2 separate regions of the Mus musculus genome follow, and region 2 is linked to region 1. Evidence: chromatin loops called from intact Hi-C (ENCODE). Cell type or tissue: gastrocnemius. All regions are shown on one strand.

Region 1 (8,000 bases):
TCGGAACCCCTGGAGCTGGCATAACAGCTGGTTGTAAGTTGCCTGCCTGACATGGATGCTGGGAGCTGAACTCAGGTCCTCTGTAAGAGCAGCAAGTAGTCTCAGCCATTGAGTTGGCTTTTCTGCTCCCGTGGTGTAGTTTTTAAAGTTGTGCATTGTTTATGGTTAGAAGAAAAAATTTCACTTCTTTATCATTAGTGTGCATGTATGTATGTATGTATGTATGTATGTATGTATGTATGACATGTATGTGGGCATATGTGCCATGGCACACATGTGAAGTATGCATGTATGTGTGTATGACATGTATGTGGGCATATGTGTCATGGCACACATGTGAAGGTTAAACACAGTTTTTGGAGGTAGATTGCTCCAGTCACCTTGTGGGGCTTAGGGATCAAACTCGGGTTGTCAGGGCTTTTAGGGCAAGTGCCCTAAGCCACTAAGCCATCTCCTAGACTCTGCAGTGTTTCTAGTTGGATAGAAACTATTTAAAACCAGTTCTACTTTGGGTGTTAGAATAATAAGGAAAAGAATTAAGGCTTTGGAATGAGTAGCTTCACGGTTTTCCTTTGACACATATAGTTTAGAAGATTTTGGGGTTACTATGATGATTTTAGTCTGGTAAAGATTCCATATTATTACTCCATGTTTCTTGGAGAGAAAATGTATAGGGGAACAAATAAGAAATCAGTCCATAAAGATTGTTTCCCCCCTGAGAGATTAAGATTCTTTGAGGGAGCTTTCGTCTTGTTTTAAATAATGCCCTTCAATATGAGACATTTTTCAGTTTAGAAGAAAATCTTTCTTTTAGATAAGGTCTCGATTTGTAACTCTGGCTAGTCCTGACCTCAAGGTGTAGCCCAAGATGTCCTTGGATTTGTGACAGTCCTCCTGCCCCTGTCTCTCCTGGCTGAGTAGATAACAGGAATGCACCACCAAGCCCAGCTTGGAAAGCATTTCCTGACGGCTGATTCTTTTGAGGTGTCAGGTGCAGTTTAAAAGAACAGTGACTCCATTTGAGTCTGTCTTTAAAGACTCACACACTTGCATTTTGGGGAATATACTTAGGAAGGCTCAGTTTTGCAAGTATCACCCTACAGAGACTCACCAACTTTCCCCTTAATGGGTTTTATAAACTAAGCATGGATGCCATCCAGGGGAGACTCTTCAACCGGAGCAGAATAAGGAATGTTTGAGGTATGTTACAATGTTTCTTAGAGTTACTGCAACCACAATAGATTCTTGCAGATCCTTTACTGTTATTACTTGCCATTGTTGTTGGTCTTTGAGGCTGGGTCTCATAGAACAAGGCTGTCCTTGAATTCCCTATACATGACCATGAAAGTCTCCTCCTGCCTTTGCCTCCCGCTGGGGTGGCAGGTGTGCACCACCATGTCAGCTAACCCTATTTTATTTCACTGTTTTGGGTAATAATACAAGATCCACGGGGAAGAAACTGAGGATTTCTGGGCTCCTGCATCACCTACACAGTTTCCCTCTCTGGTGCTAAGCTGAAAAATAAAGGTACTAGGAATGGCTATCGTTTTGATCAGCTCTCTCGTTGGATGACAGGGGACTTATTTTGGGAAGCTTGGGATGGCAATTAGTCATGCATTGGGAACTGTGAGCGCTCTTCCCCTAAAGGGAGAAGCTAGACATTAAACAGAATGACTGAATGCCTCTGGATTGTTTTTCTTATGCTTCATTCAAAGTCATATCAATTATATGTGAAGCTTTTTTTCCTGCGTCAGAGCCATCCGTTCTCACAGTGGATTCTAGAAGGATGTGATCACTCATGTGTTGTCTTTGTGGGTGTCGATGGAGATAGAAGTCTTTAAACCCTTCCATTTAAAAAATATTTTAAGCAGTTCGTAACTTTGTAAATCCACAACATTCAGACACCAGTGGTCGTCCAGGTTTTACAGTACTTTGGGTGAGCATGAACTTGCAAGAAAAAACTAGTCTTTGAAATGCTTATAATTTGCTCTTTATTAAATTTTATTTATTAATTATGATGACGATGTGTGTGTGTGCCTGGTGTGTGCAGTGGGACACACGTCCCAGCTAGGGGGTAGACATCAGAGGACAATTCTATGGAGTCTCTTTTCCCTTCCTCCACGTGGATTTTGAGAATGGAACTCAAGCACACTTGTACAGCAAGCACTTTACCCACTGAGCCACCCCACCATCTCTAAGTTGTTCGTTTATGACTATACTTGTTCTAAACATCTTAAATGCGTTCTTTAAAATCTTGTCACAAGTCTTTGCATTATTATTTCATTCACTCAAGATAATTGTTGATTAGTGAATTATCTTTTGAAATGAGAACATTTTATTCCACTAGAGAAGTTATCTTAATTTTTTTTCTCCCCTCTTCCTGGCCGAGGGCAATAAAGTCTGTACAACCCCCAAACTCTGTTAGGAGAAATCTAAAATTTATTTAAATAAAGCTTAAGCTCTGGGCCTCCCAATGTCAGCCAGGTTAACATGCAAAAGTATAAACATAACTAGAAACGGAACAATTGTATTTAATACCCGTCAAACTTATATCTAAAATATTGCCATGGATTCAGAACTCTGAATTCCAACCAGATGTCTTTCCCCACTATTACACAGGTCATATATATTTCAGTTTTTAAAGTTCAAACCCAGGGGATCGACAGCATAATTAGATTGAGAACATCTGTGGTAAATCCATACCATTTCTCCGATCGTTCCCCACGAGAGGAAATTTGCTTGTTTTAATGCTCCTGCCCATTTTGTCTAGCCACCTTTAGGTCAAATTTTGCCGTTCTTGCTGGCCACCGCACAAACGTAGATGGCCTTTAAAATGCAAGATAGGGAGAAACGGGTAAGCTCTAGGAAGCTTTAGGTGGCAAAGGAATTGCTTCCCGCCTGGATCTCGGTCAGGGTGTGGCCAAGTACGAGGAGCTGGGGTGGGCACGAGCATTGGGGCAGTGGTGTGTGTGTGTGTGTGTGTGTGTGTGGGGGGGGGGGGTACCCTGAGGACCCGAGTGTCGGGGAGCCGCTGCCCTCTACTGGGCGGTGCGAATGGAGCTGCAGCACGGGCGCCCGCGCGTTCCGGCTCCGGCGCCTGACTCCCTTGCAGCTCGCGGTCACCCGAGGTCCGCAGTGTCCCGCCTGGCGCCGCGTCACGGCATCCAGACTTGAGGTTGGCTCTGCGCCTCCTGACGCCCGCGCGCTCCCACGCACCTGCTTCGGGTGGCTTCTGCCCCTCAAAGGCTGCGACTTGGGAGTGCAGCCCGGTCCCGACCGCTGCATGGACACAGAGGCTTTTGGGTGCAGTTGCAAGACCCGGGAACACTTGTATTCTTTAAATCTCGGGGGGACTTTCATTTCCAACCTCGTTCTCCAAAAATATCGATCTCACCGCAACCGAATAACGCTAAGCCCTCAAACTTGGCTCAGAGAGCAATTATTTTCTACTGTCATGTTTGGTGTTCCATACAGACGTTATTTACATATAATTTTCAAGATTAAGGAATTTAGGGATTTGTCTTAACTAATTACACGTTCACCGAAGTGCAGCAAAGTGAAAACACTGTGTTCCTACTGTAAACGCAAACTCTCTGGTGTGAATAAATCCATTAAAGATGACGATCCTGAAACGCGTGCTTTGGGTCTAGAAGGAAATGTAAAGAGAACTTCCTTCCCCCCACTCCCGGTTTAAATGTGAGCGTTTTTGTTTTTTTTTTTTTTTCTTCTTCAAAACTTAGGAACGAGCGCTCAGTTTCAAGTGCACTGCACGCTCTCAAACTTTCTGCCTGCAAAGACGGAGGCGCGGAGTTGTGTGAACCCCAGAGGAAGTTTCTGGGGTTGTGTCGCAGAAGCATGGTTGGGACAGAGTTGTGCTCCAAGACTTGCCCCAGTCCTGGCGGACGCTGGAGCGGCTCTGAAGGGTGGGGAGGCCGTCGCCACTCGCTGATGTGTCCCGGTGCAAGTTGGGGATTGCAACGGAATGTGTAGGACGTGAATGGGAGTCGCGGCGGCAGCAGCCGCAGGCTCCAAGGCTTGGTGGTCAACCCCCTCCGCCCCCTTTACCACGACACAATTGCACTTCCTTGAATATGAAACACTGTTCACGACCGCTGTGGTCTGGAGGTCCCCCAGCTGGAGCGCATAGGGGAGCGGAGTGAGGTCACCCGCAGCCCCGGCGCGCGGGCTGGCCGGTGGGGTCCCGACCGCCGGCTGTGCAGGTGGGCTCCGCTCGCTCCACCGCGCGCACCGTGCGAAAGAGCGCAGCGCCCGCGCCCCGCTGCCGCAGCGCAGCCCACTGTCCTCAGGCGCGCAGAGCGAGGGGCACCTTATCCTAAAGCGCTGGCCACCGGCGACCGCGACCTTCCCGGGGGCGGGGGTGTTGGGGAGGGAGGGCGCCCTTTAGGTGAGCTGCGGGGTCCGGAGGAGACCCCGCAGCGCCCCCTCGAGGCCGGGCCGCCGTAGGGTCGCAGCGCGGCCTGGGAGGGGGGCTTGTGGCGGGGCGCGCGGGAAAAAGGGTGAGGGGTCGCGAGGGCCCCGGATGCCCGCGCTCGGGCTGTGGAGAGAGAGCGCGGCGCGCGCGCGTCAAGGCTGCCGCCGCCGCCGCCGCCGCGTTTCCCTCAGGCTTCGGACTCCATGGCTGAGGCGGTGGCGGCGGCGGCGGCGGCAGCGGCGGCGGCGCCGTGAGGAGGAAGGAGTCCGCGTCCGCGGTGGCTGAGGCGGCGGCCGGCTCCAGGCCGGGTTTTGGCGCCCGCCCGCCTGCTGCCTCCTGGCGGCTCCTGAACTCCAGCCCCCTCTCTATCAGCCTCTCACTCCGTCTCAATATGTCTCAAGATGGCGGCCAATGTGGGATCGATGTTTCAATATTGGAAGCGCTTTGATTTACAGCAGCTGCAGGTCAGGCTTCTCGGCGCTCGGCCTCGCGCCCGGGGGGTGAGGGCTGCGGGCGGTCGCGGCCTCCCTCAGGAAGGAGGGTGACACTCCGGGCTGCCAGGGCCCTGGCGGGGGTGCTGAGGCGACGGGGGAAAGCAGGAGGGGGGTGCCGGGAGAAGAGCGGGGCCGAGTCGGCGGCGAGTCCCTCGGGCTCCCCGGCTCTCATTGATCACTCGGCTTGATCAGAAATTGATCCTCTTTGTTCAATTCATCGATCAGCCCAAGATGGCGCCGGAGCCGCCAGCCGCCACCAACATCTTTGCCCCCCGGTGTCTGCCCCCTTCAACCCCGGAGGGTGTCTTCCTCCCCACCATCATCGCCATCATCATCCTCATCGTCCTCTCCGCCGCCGCCGCCTACCCCGCGCGCTGTCGTTGTCGCGGGACCCTGGTGGAGAGGAGGGGGGAGCGGCGGTCCCCCCCCCCCACGGGGGCTCAGTGGGAACTCGCGCGCGCTAAAGAGGGGGACGCGCCACGGGGTGGCTCTGGAGGGGTGGCAGGGCTGCAAAGAAGGGGAGCTGCGGGACGCTAGTCCCCCTCGCGCCAGTCACGTCCTTCCTTCCCCCCGGCTCAGCCCCGTCGTATTCCCGGGGAAAGTTTGTGGGGAGTTGCTGGTGGGGGGTGAAGCGCCTGTCTCTCTCTCTCTCTCTCTTTCCTCTGTCTCCTGGAGGAGAGAGTCGCGGACCGCCGCCGCCGCCGCCGCCACTGCCCCGCCGGCGCGGCGGAGCTGGAGCTGGTGGCGCTGTGGTGCCGCCGGCTCCGGGGGAGGGTCAGATCGGCCACCGGCGGCTGGCGGCGGTGGCGGCGACGGCCAGGCTGGCGGGTGGCCCCTTGTCGTGAAGACGGCGGGTGGCTTGGAGCTCCTGGCTGCTCCTTGATCGTTCCCCTTGGGCCCAGCTGCCACCATTCCTCTTTCCACTACTCCCGTAAGGGATTGTCAACCGGTGTCGCCCCGGCCAGGGCACCGGCTACCCGGTGTGGCGGGTCCCTCCCCCACCCCGTTTGTTTACGTCCCGGGGCCAACCCGCAAGCCCCGCGCTCTTTTGTGTGTCTTCTGCGTGAAAGTGACTGCGGAGCTGGATCTGTCCCCCTTTTTTGCGCCCGGGGACTTCCCCGGGAAGGGGTTGTGGGGGAAGCTTTGGAAGGGAAAAACTTGGCTTGCGGGGGGACACCGGTGGGTCGCGCAGAGTGCGGGATCGGCCCGGGAGAAGGGAAAAGGTGCGGGAGAAAGGCTGCAACTTTCCACCGAGCGCAGGCCGCTGCGTGACCCGGTCTCGGAGCGCTTTTCCTCCGGGGTCACCGATCGGTGCAGCCAGACTTAGCTGCGTGTCTCAGGGACTTCCAGGGCTCCCCCCTCGGTGACCGATAGCTTGCATCACTCCAGCCCCTCACTCTTTTTCGCGAGGGGTGTGTTCTGTCCTCTCTGCAAAGGGGCCCCAGGAGTTATGGAGCGCGCGTCAGGTCCGCTCCGAGCTGCCTTCTCCAGCCCGGTTCTCGAAAGCAAAGCCCCGGGGGCCCCGCTGGACTGTAAGGAGACTGATTGTGGTTCCTCGTCGCCTCGAGGGGATGGTATCGGGGCTTCCCAATCCGCGGCGGAGCTGCCTGCGTGCCCAGAGGATGCTATTCTGCCTGCCACCCCTCATCGGAACCAGCTGCTCGCCCTCGGGGTCCTCCCTGCTAGTGCTAGCTCCGCGTTCGCGGCGCCTGGACAGCCCCAGGATTCTGCCAGGTGGATGTTGTGCGTAGCCGGAGCCAAGTTGAAGGTGAGCGGCAAGTGAGCCCTCAGAGCTTTGATCACTGGGAACACCAGAGAGATGGGACAGTCTTGTGGTCCATAGAGGCAGCCTTGCCCTCTGTGTGTGTGTGTGTGTGTGTGTGTGTGTGATCTTCCATAACATCTCTAGGGAACCGCCTTTGCTCCCAACTCTAAAGTGTGCTTGAACATGAACTTGAGTGAACTTTTCTAAGCCGGAGGACTGGTGATATTTATTAACCCACAGCACCCTTAGGAGTCTGAAACAAACGAACTCCACATGTAGGCCTGCAGGAAAGGAAGGCGATTGGATTGAAACATCTATAGGTGGAGTGAAACAACTTAACTGTGCTTGCTTTTTCTGCTCTTGCCTACGTGAGGACGATAAGGCAGACTCATGCTCGTTATGAAATTTCCTCCCATTGCTCTCTTAACTAGGAAGACTATGTGAAATATGTATTTCTGATAAGATTAAAGCTTAAAGAAGTTTTGAGTATTTATTGACTAAAATGGATTACACCATAGTCTATTGTGTAAATTAGATTCCTGAATGTAATGAACACCGCCGGATGGCATTTTTTGATTAATTGGTCTACCCTATTTTAGTAAAAATAGCTCCCTTTTACCATAATTTAATTCCTGTGCTTACTGTAAAACCCGTTGTGGAATTTTAAGAAACCTTAATTCCCCCCCCCACCCCACCCCCATGTGACATCCTAGTTTAATATCAATAAAGTTCTTTTATTGCACATTACCAAAGGCGGCCAGAAAAATGATTTTGGAGTTATTAGAGTTTATGAACTGGGTGTATATTAGTGTCGTCCCCCCCCCCCAATGGATTAGCATTCTTGGGGATCTTGAGGATATTTAAGCAAATGGCTTCATGGCTTCATTGAAAGTTTACCTTATGGCTGATGTGAATGAACTTCATTTTGATCTTAAAGTAACAACAAAGAAAACATTTAGTTTAAACTCTGTTCTTGTTACAGAGTCTGTTGCCTTTTGGTAGGTAATGATTTGGCTGAAAGTGGTTTCAACTGCTTCCCCGGATGGAGTTGGAAAGCTTTACTTGACTGTGGAATGCCAAAGGCCCAGTGTGAGTCTGGACAGCTCCTTTACCTGCAAAGGGGGCCGGGGATTTTGAGTTGGTATCTGGTTAAGGTTCCTCTGTTCTCGCAGATGTGAGCTGGAGATTTTGGGTGAGTGACCCTGAGAGCTTAGGTCTTGCTGAGCAGAAGGAGTGGCTTAGGTCTAGGTAAGGAGCCATAGGACTCTGCACTCTGGAGGGCCATGTCCTTATTCCCCTGCTTCTTGGG
Region 2 (8,000 bases), 100 kb after region 1:
GTTTTAAACAGGAATAGAATGCTCAAGAGTTGTTCATGTAATTATGATTGACTCAGAACATTTCATCCTCCCCCCTTTTCCCTCTCCCTGTCTTCCTTCTTTCTTTCCTTTTTCCTCTTTCCCTTCTTTCTTCCTCCTCTCCTTTCTTCTTTGCTTCCTCTTCCTTCCTGTTTTTCCTTTTTCTCCTTCCTTCCATCCTTCTCTCTCCCTACTTTCCCTCCTTCCCCTCCCTCCCTCCTTTCATCTGAATTCAAATTCCTAAGGCATCCAGAAATGACCTTGAATTCTTGGTCCTTTTGCCTCTGCCTTCTGAGTGCTGGGATTGGAGGTATGTGCCATCCAACTCCAGCTGAGACTTTGTAATTTTTAACCAAGCATTGGAAAATAACCATTATCGGCTGAGGACATTGCTCAGCAGAGCATTTGCCTTAGATTGACTCAGAACATTTCATCCTCCCCCTTTTCCCTCTCCCTGTCTTCCTTCTTTCTTTCCTTTTTCCTCTTTCCCTTCTTTCTTCCTCCTCTCCTTTCTTCTTTGCTTCCTCTTCCTTCCTGTTTTTCCTTTTTCTCCTTCCTTCCATCCTTCTCTCTCCCTACTTTCCCTCCTTCCCCTCCCTCCCTCCCTCTGCTGAGGACATTGCTCAGCAGAGCATTTCCCCGCCCCCAAGTGAGGAGTTAGGGGTGTGGTTTACTGGTGGAGCACCTACTTAGAATCCCCAGGGAAGGGCTGAAGGGCAGCTTAACACTAGAGCCCCTGCCTTGCCTTAGGTCCCATCTCCAGCACTAGAAGACAAAAACAAACCCCAAACATTATGTCTTCTAATCATGACTTAGAAAAACTTGATAGAGTTTTGCTGCTTTGAATCATCATAATAGTAATCAAAAATAATAATAAGTCCTTGCTTTTCTTGTGTAAAAGTTTTAAAAGTAACTTATGGGTTGTTAAAAAGCCATGTATGGTTTGTGAGGAAGTTTGCTTTGTTTGGGTTCCCCCCTCCTGTCCCCCACACCTTGACTGGTTAATGATGTTTTCATCTCCAGCCTGCCTCAGCCCTTGAGCTCACCCTGAGAAGCCTTCCTATAAGCATGGCCTCCTCACTCTGAAGCACAAATGCACTCAATTGTTCCTGAGATTGTCCTAGCTTGGCTCAGCATTGCACACTTGCCATCGATGCACTTGGGAGGCTGAGGCAGGAGGATGGGGCACTCTAGGTCAGCCTAGGTAAAACCCCATCTCAAGGAAACAAAACAAGAACACAAACCAACAATGGGCCTGTGTCGGGCACGTTCAGAGTATAACTGGTCCCTATGGCCGATATGTTAGCTTGGTAGATAGATTGGGAAGTTTGCCCTTCTACCACCAAAGGTAGGGATTAAAAGTATCTGACATCATTTTGTTTATTTTAAAAATAGCTTATTTGATTTTTTTTCTTTGTGGATTGTTTTAGCCTGTTTTGCAATTCTGGGGGTTGCATTAAAACCTTGAATGTGCTAACTTTCTATTTTTTTTTTTTAGTATACGGGGTCTTAGCATGTAGCTCAGACTGGCCTTACCCTTGCTCTGTAGCCCAGTCTATCCTTACACTCTTGATCTTCCTGCCACTCTAATGCCAGAATTACACTTCATTGAATTTCTGTGTGTGTGTACATGTATACACATGAATGTATACGTGTCTGAACATTCATGTTCAAGTAGAGTTTAGATGAAAACCTCCAGTGTTAGATGGGGTTTTTGTTATTTAGCCCTGCATACAACAGACTGGGTCCAGCATTCCTGGAGTTTCTCCTTGTCTTGCTGTAGGGATGCTAGGATTACAGATGTGTGCTGCCACACCCTGCTCTGTGCTCAGATCCTCATGCTTTCATGTCACTCTCTGTACCCACTAAACTCTTTCCCTGCCCAGTTTTGGTTTTCTGAGACAAGGTCTTCCATGTAGCTTTGGACTTGCTATGTTCCTGCCTCAGCTTCCTGGTGCTGATTTTCTCCTTATAGTACTTGGTTTTCCTTGTTATTTGATCAACAGAGGTGTTTATTCTGGCTGCAATGCCTGAGAAACATTCATTTGTATTCAAAATGTGTCTTTTTTAGAAGTTTCAGGGGGTGATATTTATGATTTATTCACTGGCAAGATACAGGGCTTCTCAAGTTTGTTTCAGCTCTGTGCCACTTCTGCCCAGGACCTGAAGCAGCACTGTGTCTGTTGCTGTGGATGGCAGACACATTTATGGCCCTGTGTGATGTTTTCTTCCAACTGCTAATGCACTGTCTGCTCATTTCCCCATCATTCCCTGTCCCCGGGCCACTGGTTCCCTGTTGTAGAGACTCTCTAGCCATGTCTCTGAAAGAGCTTCCAGCAGGGGAAAGTGCTGTGCCAGAGGCTGGAGAAGGGAAGCAGAGGTGTTTATTGACCCAGAGACTCCTTCCAGCTTTCCCTACTAGTTCTTTTCCAAAGCAAACTGGTGGTTTTCTTCAAGTCAGCTATGGCCAAAATATAGCAGGATCTGCTGTGTGTTCTTTACAAGGAGAGGAGCAAGCATGCCACATGGCTCTGGGGGAAGGAAGAAGCTGGTGTGTGAGGGGACAGGCTAGCAAGGACAGTGGTGAGGACATCTAAGTGACAGTGAAGGACAAGCTAGACTTGAGATGAAGGCAGCTCTGCATCCTCTAGTCAGTATCCTGGCTGGCTGTTGCTGCTACCCACAGGGCAGTGGGCAGGGTGGTCTGTTGTGTTAGTGATGAGCCATAGGGGCTGGGGAATATAGCTTAATGATACAGCATTTGCCTAGAATTTGGCAGTGAGGGGGCGAGGGCTTGGTTCAGCAGTAGAGCACTTTGTGAAGTTCTACTGTGTAAGCAAGGCTATACTGGAACTTACTATCGTCCTGCCTCAGCTTCCTGAGTGCTTCTGTTATAGGCCTGTGTGTGTGTGTGTGTGTGTGTGTGTATGCCCAGCCATGGGGAGTGACATTTTACATTTAAAAACATGTGTTTAGGGATATTTGGAGGGGGGGCACACATGTGTTGTAGCTCAGGTTTGGGGGTCAGGGTATTAGTTTTTAGAGCCAGTGCAGGCCTTCTACCATGTAGATTCTGAGTATCAAACTTAGGTCTTCAAGGGATGGTGGCAACTGCCGGTACCCACTGAGCCATGTTGCTTGCCAGGGAGTGATGAGTCAAATTGTGCTTATCTCAGAATCCCCAACCTGCATCTACCGTACCCCAGCAGGATTAAAGCTATATGTCCTCACCCCTGCTTAGTGACCTGATAGACTAGTGGTGGGCCTGGCCTCTCTGGTTACCTGGCTCAAGTATACTCACTTTTGAGTGTGAACTGTTTTCATGAAGGTTGAGAGTTTCCTGAGGGGAAAACTGGCTTGTTTCTCTTCTTGTGCAATGAGGAGAAAGAAAATGGTTTGCCAATGATTGTCCAGAGAAATGTACCCAGAGACAGGCTCCCCGCTCCTGTGGGGACATGGCAGAAGAGGACCACAGCTGCTGTGAGACCAGGCCCTCTGCTTGCTGTGTCCTTGGGCTTTTAGATCTCCTCTTGTATTTACTTATGTCCTGACTGAATTCCTCTACTCACCCAGGCACCTGTGTGTGTTTTCTCTTGAGCTTCTGAGCTCTAGGAAGGTTGGGACACCTCAGATCCTCCCAAGTCCGTGATTCAGCACATTAATGCTCCACGAGCACTTGTGCTTGCTGCGTGCCATTAACCTTATATTTCTGGATTGATCCACCTCCTCCCTGGTCAAGAGTGCTCTTGAATAGATAAAGCTGTCATAGCTGTCTTAGTATGAATAAGATACTTGTCCTGTTCTTCAAGAGCAGACTTGTATTCAGAATGGGATAATTCTTGCTCAGAGCCACACAGCCATTCAGTCGTGTTAGTGAGCCAGGACTCATGTGGAAGAGTCCAGTATCTCCGTGGTCAACAACTCCCCCTGTTTGTTTTCACACTGCAGATTTGAAAAGTCAGAAGGGAAAGGGCAGTGTGCCGGGCTTCCTAGAGGCAGGTGGCTCTTTTAAAGCTGGGTCTTGTTATTGCCAGCTTGACCTCGTTTCCATGGAAGCAGCCAGCAGGGGCAGCTTGTTCCTATCAGCCTGGGGCCCAGTGGAGCCTCAGCCCCTGACAGGCTCTAGGACTGGCCCTCTCTCTGGCTCATGAGAGGGAGATCCAAATGGCCATGGAGCCTCTCTCCTCCCACTCCTATTGTAGAGGTTTATACCTGAAGGAAGAACTAGGGACTATGTAGTGCCATGCTTTGCCCCAGACTTGTGTGGGTTGGGCTTCCTTTCTCTTTCTGCCCTGGGACACCTCCTGTGTGGGCCGTGCTCAGAGGTGTGTGGGTTCTCTGGAGAGTAGAGGGCTTTTCTTACAGTCTCAGTCTCGTCTTTGTCTCTCTGTCTATCTGTCTGTTTCTCTCTCTCTCTTTCTGTTTGGATTTGTCTTATATATGTGTTTCTATACAGTGCGTTGGAGGTTGCCGACAGGTGGTTTTTCTTTGTCTCTCTGTCTATCTGTCTGTTTCTCTCTCTCTCTTTCTGTTTGGATTTGTCTTATATATGTGTTTCTATACAGTGCGTTGGAGGTTGCCGACAGGTGGTTTTTCTTTGTCTCTCTGTCTATCTGTCTGTTTCTCTCTCTCTCTTTCTGTTTGGATTTGTCTTATATATGTGTTTCTATACAGTGCGTTGGAGGTTGCCGACAGGTGGTTTTTGGAACAAGGTTTCCCACTTCACCTGGAGCTCCCTGTCTCAGCTAGCCAGCCCACCAAGCCCAGGGGCCTGCCTGTCTCTGTCGGGGTGACCACCACAGCTAGGTTTGTATGTGGGTGCTGAGTATCAAACTGAAGTTTTAGCAGGATCTTTACCTACTAAGGCTCCATCCCTGCCCCACCCCTACCCCCCAGATACAGTCTTTAGAAAATTTTGCATTGTTATTTATTTTATTTTTTTAAAAACATTTTTTACATTCATTTAGTGTGTGTGTGTGTGTGTGTGTGAGTGTCTCTGTGTGTGTCTGTGTGTGTAGTGTGTGTGTGTCTGTGTCTGTGTGTGTGTGTGTATGTAGGTGCATGCTCACTGCAGTGCCCTTGTGGATGTCAGATAACAACTTGGGGCAAGCTGGTTCTTTCCTTCTCCTGTGTTCCCATGTGAGTCCTGAGGACCAACCCAGATTGTCAGACTTGATGGCAAGCCCCTTTATAGGTTGAGCCGGCTTGCTAGCCCAAATTCTATACTTTAATTTACCCCTTTGAAGTTTGTGAGTGTATCTATGGGTTCTGAGGAGTATTTGCATGGTTAAGTTCCAGAAGTGCCTGTAAACCTTAAAAGAGCAGAGAGCACTAGGAACGGCTTGTTAAACTACAGACAAGGGAAAGGGTTCTGTCCTGCACCCACCCCCACCTCCAACGCACATACTGTTTTACTGAAAATTATCAAACATGCCAGTACATTGTCTCCTGGGTCTGTTTTTGCATTCGTTAAGGTAGAAACATCCACAACTTCTGTTCCAGTAGGTGGAGAAAGACTTAAATCCTAGAAGCACTGCTCATCTACCTTTTTAGGGTATTACAGGTTTAGCTTGAGGGCTGGAAGATGTCCAGAAAAGTATGACTCAGGGAGAAAAAGACTACTCCCAAAGCACGCAGGGTGGAGTGTCAGGGCCAGCACAGTAACATTCCCAGTGGGGAGACCGGCTGTCTGCAGAGCGGAGACACTAGGGCATAGATTTGCTTTCACAGAACAAGTGAAACGGAACAAAAGGGTTTTTTTTTTTTTTTTTTTTCTTTGACTTCTCATTCTCAGAGGCCCAGTTTCTGCAGGTGTGTGTTTTGCTGACACCTCGTCCTCCGTGTTATTTCAGACGAAGTTCACTTCAACAGTATCTCCACCCCACTCCCACCCCAACTAACTGGCTGCAGAAAGGAGACATTCTGTCGCCCCTGTCCCCTGCCAGCCTACTGACGTTAGGCAGAAAGTAAGCAGTACGTCTCCCTCCAGTGCACTTGTTTGAGGGTTTCCCCTCCTTGTTTTCCTTTCTTCTTGGCCAGCCAAAGCCTCTTGTAGAATGGAGCCATCATGGGACAGTACTACCTTCTCCTCAAGTCAAAAGCAGCTGATGTTCTGCCCACCACTGCTCCCAGTTGCATCCTCTCTTCCATTCTCTCGTTCCCGGCATAGAGGAAGCAGCTCAGCAAGAGCACAGCCTTGCTTTACTGGCTGCTGGTAGATCACTTTAGCTTTTCCATTCCTCATTCAGCTCAGCTGGGAGTCTGTTCCTCCCACAACTGGCCACGATGACTAATGAGGCCACATCCGTGGTCAGTGCGGCATCATATTCTGCATGGAGGTGCCTGATGGAGGCACTCTCCTCCTTATCTTGATAAGGCTCACACCAAGGAAAGAAGGTGAGCTATTCATGTCCAGCTAAGCCAGCAGTAGTTGTTTCTCTGTGCTCATTTGTCTGCCCAGCACTTCTATGGGCACTCACTGGGCTAGCCTTCATGTTCTCTGGTGAGTGAGTACTTTTCAGTGACAAGTGTCACAAGCAGGGCATACAATAAGGACTTATGCTCAGCACCACCCAGAGCAAGAGGAATAATTTTGCCAGGAGTAAGTCTATATTGTGTCCTTTCCTATGAGGTTTTGGTTATAAAAATGGCATTGGTCATTTTCTAAGTTCTGAATGTAATCTACTCTCTTAAGACAAGATTTCATATAGCCCCGAATAACCTTGAGCTCTCCATGTAGCTAAGGCTAACCTTGACCTCCTGACCCTCCTGCCTTTGCCTTGCAAGTGCTGAGGTTACTAAGGTTACCGGTGTGTACCAGTACACCAGCCCCCCTCCCTTTTTGAGACAGATGACACCGGCATGTAAATCTAACTGCTCAGAAGACTGGGGCAGCAGGCTTGAGAGTTTAAGGCCTGTCTGGGAAATTTAGTGAGAGCCCATTACAAATAAAAGTTAAAGAAAGAAAGCACAGTGGTAGACTTCTTGCCTAAAATCTGCCAGCGAAGGGCTAGAAGTATAGCTCAGGGGTAGAGCCCTTGCCTTGAAGGCAGGCACTCCACCAATGAGCTGCACCCCTAGCTCTTGCTTTTGTTCTTTAGGCCATCTGTCTTTAGGATTTACCATCCCAGTATGGAGTCTGCAGGCTTCCCAGAGGGCATATGGGGTATTTAGTTTACTACTGGAGAAGTCAGTGTGCCCTCTTGCCCACTGTTCTCCTTTAAAGGTTTCAGGGTCTCAAGGTATGTGATCATGATCCTCTTCCTGGAGCTGGTCCTGGGGGAGGAAGGGTTGGTCACAGTCTGCTGTTTCTGATCCTCAGAGCTAAGACCAGAAGAACAGAGCAAACCCAGTTTGCTGAACTCAGTTCCTGGTTTACTGCCGAGAAGGGAAACAGTTACTGATGTATTTCAGTTGCCTCTGACTTCCTGTTCTTTGGATTTTTGTCAGTTTTAGTTAGGAGTTTCTTCATGTTTATTTACAAAGACTTTGGGAAACTGTGTTGAAGAGGGAATCCCTCTCTGCCTGGATCTGTGCCAGACACTGGGGATAGGTTCTGAGCAAAAGTTGGATTCTTGGTAGGATGTGCAGGCAGCCTGACTTGCCCAAAGTGCTACTGCATCCTGAGGGTAGGAGAGGGAGAGAGTACACAGTTCTTAACCCAGGCTGGGACGATGGATTGGTTCTAGGCTGAGCCTTGCTCAAGGTTGTGAACATGCCTCACATGGATATAGTGCAAGAGTCCACAGGAAGCTTGATGTTTCCCAGTAGCTGTGGCTAAGAGGATGAAGCTTGGAAGTAAGTAACAATGCAGTTGTGGGCTTAGAAGGGGGCGTCACAGGACATGAGGAAGATGCCCATGACCAAGAACGAGCTTGGTGATGAAAAGAAGATGCAGACTGAGGTACCCCAGAAAGTCTTTGGGGCAGGTGTTCAGGATTCCAGCTGGGCAGCTGCCAGGGTTTGGAAGAGCACAGAGTGGG

Evidence for each region. A loop is a pair of places that touch in the nucleus more often than their neighbours do. Peaks named below come from ENCODE experiments on the same cell type or tissue, not always from the same donor. Only the 100,000 strongest peaks of a DNase experiment are listed, where the experiment ranks them.
Region 2: a loop joins it to region 1, with 2.3 times the contacts of the local background. A loop is called at or near these places in 10 of 42 quality-filtered maps.

Annotation. Positions count from the first base shown.
Region 1 is chr5:136,564,074-136,572,073 of GRCm38, reverse strand. It overlaps Cux1 (cut-like homeobox 1), which reads left to right and starts at 4,584. Exons shown (of 23, transcript NM_001291234.1): 1 at 4,584-4,896. The coding sequence starts at 4,834. In gastrocnemius, CTCF peaks have their summits at 3,060 (motif pointing left), 4,498 and 5,653; DNase peaks (open chromatin) are centred at 5,600, 6,161, 6,487, 7,845 and 4 more places; H3K4me3 peaks cover 4,522 bases; H3K27ac peaks cover 3,618 bases.
Region 2 is chr5:136,463,863-136,471,862 of GRCm38, reverse strand. All of the region lies in intron 2 of Cux1 (cut-like homeobox 1), which reads left to right. Among named protein-coding and RNA genes, the nearest start is that of Gm16599, 75 kb to the right of the region's middle. In gastrocnemius, a CTCF peak has its summit at 4,080; DNase peaks (open chromatin) are centred at 4,055, 5,700, 7,573 and 7,943; H3K27ac peaks cover 5,122 bases.